Linked DNA regions of Homo sapiens: region 2 is linked to region 1. Evidence: read pairs that join two places in POLR2A ChIA-PET (ENCODE). Cell type or tissue: A673. All regions are shown on one strand. Links, peaks and the distances in the headings refer to the core of each region. The heading gives the core; the rest is flanking DNA. Region 1 overlaps ARID1A (AT-rich interaction domain 1A). Region 2 overlaps GPN2 (GPN-loop GTPase 2).

Region 1 (2,758 bases), core at 259-2,758:
TTTTGAGACAGGACCCTGCTCTGTTCCCCAGGCTGAATTGCAGTGGCATGACCACAGTTCACTGCAGCCTCGACCTCCCAGGCTCAAGTGATCCTCCCACCTCAGCCTTCTGAGTAGTTGGGACTACAGGCACACACCACCACACCCAGCTAATTTTTTTTATTTTTTATATTTATTTATTTATTTAGAGACTGTCTCACTCTGTTGCCCAAGCTGGAGTGTAATGGCACACTTTCAGCTCACTGCCACCTCTGCTTTCCAGGTTCAACCAATTGTCCTGCCTCAGCCTCCCAAGTAGCTGGTGTTACAGGCACCCGCCACCATGCCCTGCTAATTTTTATATTTTTAGACTGGGTTTCACCATGTTAGCCAGGCTGGTCTCAAAATCCTGACCTCCAGTGAGCTGCCTGCCTTGGCCTCTGAAAGTGCTGGGATTACAGGCATGATCCACCATGCCCGGCCTTTTTTTTTTTTTTTTAAATAGAGATGGGGTCTCAGTGTGTTGCCAGGGCTAAAGACTGCTTATTTTGATGTGCAAAATAAGTGTTCAGAGTAGGTGGTTTAACTTCTATCAGTCAACTTTTTGGTTTCCAAAAGGATTCTTAATGATACATATGTCTTGGATCTTTGGTGTTAGAAATAGCAAATGGTAAGCTTGTGGTTTGCCATTTCTCCTACTGTTTTATGTGGTCCTACGTGTTGACTCTGGTGCTAGAGTACAGAAGGCTCATGTGATTAGGTTTAACAACTTCTTTAGCCACTAAATCTTACTGAGTTGTTGTTGATGAACCAAGGTAGAATAGGGCGATTGACTATAAAGAGGTGGATTTGGTAGAACTTCAGAATGATGGAAGTGCAAAGTTTGCATTGGGCCCCTCAAGAAATAATGCAAAGCCACCTCTGGGTGCTATGCTGAGGGTTCCAGTCTGGTTGGGATTTAGCATGACAAAAAGTGGTACAGTTCAGCATTTCATCTATGCCTTTTGCCACAGACAGGGCCCTTAAATGGAAATACAACTTGACTTTGGAGGTGGCTTTGAGGAAGGCAGTACTTAAAGGACACAGCAGGGCTCTGCTTCAAAGAATTACACCCTTTGAAATTGAGCTATTGTGGCCGGGTGCGGTGGCTCACTCCTGTAATCCTAGCACTTTGGGAGGCTGAGGCAGGTGGATCACCTGAGGTCAGAAGTTCAAGACCAGCCTGCCCAGCATGGCAAAACCCCATCTCTACTAAAAATACAAAAAAATAGCCAGGCATGGTGGTGGGCGCCTGTAATCCCAGCTACTCACGAGGCTGAGGCAGAATGGCTTGAACCTGGGAGGCGGAGGTTGCAGTGAGCCGAGATCATGCCATTGCACTCCAGCCTGGGAGATGAGTGAAACTCCATCTCAAAAAAAAATTGGCCGGGCATGGTGGCTCACCCCTGTAATCCCAGCATTTTGGGAGGCTGAGGCAGGCGGATAACGAGGTCAGGACATCGAGACCATCCTGGCTAATACGGTGAAACCCTGTCTCTACTAATAAAGTACAAAAAATTAGCCGGGCGTGGTGGCAGGTGCCTGTAGTCCCAGCTACTTGGGAGGCTGAGGCAGGAGAATGGCGTGAACCCGGGAGGCGGAGCTTGCAGTGAGCTGAGATCGCGCCACTGCTCTCCAGCCTGGGCAACAGAGCGAGACTCCATCTCAAAAAAAAAAAAAATTGAACTATTGTTTGCTATCTAGAGCTTGAACTCTCTTAGTATCTTTCGTGGGAGGTAGAAGATAAGAAAATCTGGGTGTTGGCCGGGCTCGGTGGCTCATGCCTGTAATTCCAGCATTTTGGGAAGCCGAGGCAGGTGGATCACCTGAAGTCAGGAGTTCGAGACCAGCCTGACCAACATGGAGAAAGCCCATCTCTACTAAAAATACAACATTAGCCGGGTGTGGTGGTACATGCCTGTAATCCCAGCTATTTGGGAGGCTGAGAAAGGAGAATTGCTTGAACCTGGGAGGCTGAGATTGCAGTGAGCCGAGATTTCACCATTGCACTCCAGCCTGGGCAACAAGAGTGAAACTCTGTCTCAAAAAAAAAAAAAAGAAAATCTGGGTGTTAGCTGGACATGGTGGTGCATGCCTCATAGTCTTAGGCACTCAGGAGGCTGAGGAAGGCAGATTGTTTGAGCTCAGGAGATTAAGGCTGCAGTAAGCTATGATCACACCACTGCATTCCAGCCAGGGTGCCAGAGCAATACCCTGTCTCAAGAAAATAAATTAAAGAAAAATAATATCTGGATGTTGCATAGTTCTAGTTTTGGGGACCCATAAATGTTTTCCTTTTAATCCTTACTAGATGATCACACAGCACTATTTGGCTCCAGTTCAAATCTAAAAGCTCAGAGTCTAACCTTTGTCTCTCTCACTTTCCATCTTCTTCCTTAGGCCGCCAGGCTACCCCAATATGAATCAAGGGGGCATGATGGGAACTGGACCTCCTTATGGACAAGGGATTAATAGTATGGCTGGCATGATCAACCCTCAGGGACCCCCATATTCCATGGGTGGAACCATGGCCAACAATTCTGCAGGTAAGTGCTAGTCATTCTCACTAGGGATTTCTTCAAGAGTCACATCACAGCTAAACTTACTGGACTTGAGAATTTTTTTCTCTTTTACAGGGATGGCAGCCAGCCCAGAGATGATGGGCCTTGGGGATGTAAAGTTAACTCCAGCCACCAAAATGAACAACAAGGCAGATGGGACACCCAAGACAGAATCCAAA
Region 2 (2,807 bases), core at 234-2,733, 110 kb after region 1:
AATCTTAAGGATGACTGCCACATGCCAGCCATAATGGAGGATGGTCTTTCTTCTACCCTAGACATTTCACACTGAACAGGCCTCACTTGGATCTCGGACATCTTCCTTTCTGCACTGTGCAGATCCCCTCAGTATATGCAGAGAACAGAAAATCATTTTGCTGCCAGTGGAAGGTAGACAGAAGCTACGTTTATTGGGGAAGAAAATACCCTTGCTGTCAAACCATGGCCTGAAAATAAAGGCCTTGGATTACTCCCACCCATCTCCACTCCATGGGTGCAGAGAATGCTGAGGGTGCTTGCATACGAGACCATAAAGTTGTAAAGGATGCCTTCCAGCCCCCATTTGGTTTGTTATGGTGAGAGCTGGGGCCTCTGTGAGTGGCAAGCATCAAAACCCACGACCACAGCCGTTGGTACTGCTTTCAAAAGCATAGCACCCACCCTAATGCCCTGATAAAGGATTTGTCCAGTAGCCTGGGCGTCAGGATTCCTGGGCTCTAGGCCCCACAGGTGATTCACAGCTAGCCCCAGGCTGTGCCTCCTGGCCTCAGTTTTCCTGGCTTGCTCTATTGGTACTTCCTACCTACTCTGTGGGGTGTTAATAGGGGTGAGGTGCTTTGAACTTCTCAGATGAAAGAGGCTGGGAAGCAGCACCCAGTTATTATCCCCTTTACAGCCAGGCGTGGGAGCTGAGGTTGCTTTCATACTGTTCCAGCCACAGTAGCCTCCTCATAGCCCCTCATTCATCTGCCTTTGGCTCTGGCTGCCACAACCAGAAAGCAAAGCAGTCAGTCCTATTTCAATGCTGTTTCAGAACAGATGTCCCTAAATTAATTTGCCAACTGCCCAAACCACTGGTGAACTATCTATGATTCAGTAATACTTTACAGGTGCCTAATTTCTTTCTCCTGATTGGCTGCAAAACCTGTGGGACAAGGGCTGTGACTTCTCACCAATAAATATACCAAAGGAGGGATACTCGCAATTTAGTCAGCAAAATGGGTTATGAGAAAGCCAGGCTGACCAAAGTTCAAACTTCTCATCTTTCTGCTTCCTCACTGTAACACGGGCAATGGCTTATTAATTCTCCCCATCCTGTCTATCTCTAATGAGGATTGTGTGTGTGGAAGCACTCTAAAATACCAAGCACTTCATATGTGTTAATAAGTCCAAATGTGGCCGGGTGCAGTGGCTCACGCCTGTAATCCCAGCACTTTGGGAGGCCAAGGCGGGTAAATCATGAGGTCAGTAGTTCAAGACCAGCCTGAACAACATGGTGAAACCCCGTCTTTACTAAAAATACAAAAATTAGCCGGGCATGTGGTAGGCGCCTGTAATCCCAGCTACTCGGGAGGCTGAGGCAGAGAATTGCTTGAACCTGGGAGGCGGAGGTTGCAGTGAGCCGAGATTGTGCCACTGGACTCCAGCCTGGGCGACAGAGAGAGACTTTGTCTCCAAAAAAAGAAAGTCCAAATACATGCAAATAAAACTTGGCATAACAGTCTTGCCCAAGCCATCAGTCCTGCCCCTTCTGCCACCAGGTTACAACTGCAAAAAATTAGGTTGGGGTGCCACCTACTGGTTGAAAAATATATGAACTGCATCCAGCCAGTTGCAAGAGCAAAGAAAAAACTTCCAAGCCCTCTTGATTTTTGCCACACTCTCATAGGAACTGCCATATTATATAATTAATATTTTTCTTTACACAACTTACTATTTTTTTTTGAGACAGAGTCTTGCTCTGTCGCCCAGGTTGGAATGTAGGCACAATCTTGGCTCACTGCAACCTCCGCCTCCTGGGTTCAAGCAATTCTTCTGCCTCAGCCTCCCCAATAGCTGGGATTATAGGCGTGCAACACCATGCCCAGCTAATTTTTATGTTTTTAGTAGAGAGGGGTTTCACCATGTTGGCCAGGCTGGTCTCGAACTCCTGACCTCAGGTGATCCGCCCGCCTCAGCCTCCCAAAGTGCTGGGCTTACAGGCATGAGTGAACACGCCCAGCCTTGTATTTCATTTTTGAAGTACACCTTTTTTTTGAGACAAAGTCTCGCTCTGTCACCAGGCTGGAGTGCAGTGGTGCAATCTCAGCTCACTGTAACCTCTGACTCCTGGGTTCAAATGATTCTCCTGCCTCAGCCTCCCAAGTAGCTGGAACTACAGGTACGCGCCACCTATGCCCAGCTAATTAAAAAAATTTTTTGGTAGAGATGGGGTTTCACCATGTTGGCCAGGATGGTCTCGATCTCTTGACCTTGGGATCCGCCTGCCTCGGCCTCCCAAAGTGCTGGGATTACAGGCGTGAGCCACCGCACCCAGCCTTGAAGTAAACTTTTAACCACTACTGTAAATGGAAAACTAGTTAACACTTGTCAACAATAGAATAAAACCATAAAACAAATACAGTGAATATAAAACATTAACAAAGTTCTAGTTAGGAAGTGTTGCCTGTGAAAGCTGAAGCTTGAGGCTCTGTTAAAACTGAAAATTGTGGGACATGGTGGCTCACACCTGTAGTCCCAGTTACTCAGGCGTCTGAGGCGGGAAGATCACATGAGCCCAGGAGTTTGAGTCCAGCCTGGGCCATATAGCAAGACCCCATCTTTTAAAAAACAAACCTCAGAACCAAAAACTGAAGATTAATAAAAACACATGACTGGAGACTGAATGTAAATCCTATGTGACTGAATGTGAATTATATGCTTTGGGGAAATACTGATTATTCCAAGGCTAGGTGACACTCCCTCATTCTTCCCCAAACCCCTGGGCCCGGAAGACTGAAGAAAAGTTTGGAAGTCACAAAAAGT

What was found. ChIA-PET counts read pairs that join two places held together with the same protein. Peaks named below come from ENCODE experiments on the same cell type or tissue, not always from the same donor. Only the 100,000 strongest peaks of a DNase experiment are listed, where the experiment ranks them.
Region 2: POLR2A ChIA-PET joins it to region 1 with 5 read pairs; 3 of 35 experiments call an interaction of 5 or more read pairs at or near these places.

Annotation. Positions count from the first base shown.
Region 1 is chr1:26,763,803-26,766,560 of GRCh38, forward strand. ARID1A (AT-rich interaction domain 1A) reads left to right here. Exons shown (of 20, transcript NM_006015.6): 9 at 2,419-2,564; 10 at 2,655-2,758. Among named protein-coding and RNA genes, the nearest start is that of PIGV, 23 kb to the right of the region's middle. In A673, for the core only: no CTCF peak of the experiment used is centred there; no DNase peak of the experiment used is centred there.
Region 2 is chr1:26,876,575-26,879,381 of GRCh38, forward strand. It overlaps GPN2 (GPN-loop GTPase 2), which reads right to left. Exons shown (of 5, transcript NM_018066.4): 5 at 1-2,807. GPN2-AS1 (GPN2 antisense RNA 1) reads left to right here. Exons shown (of 2, transcript NR_199049.1): 2 at 1,544-1,671. Among named protein-coding and RNA genes, the nearest start is that of GPN2-AS1, 1.8 kb to the left of the region's middle. In A673, for the core only: a CTCF peak has its summit at 1,575 (motif pointing left); a DNase peak (open chromatin) is centred at 1,547.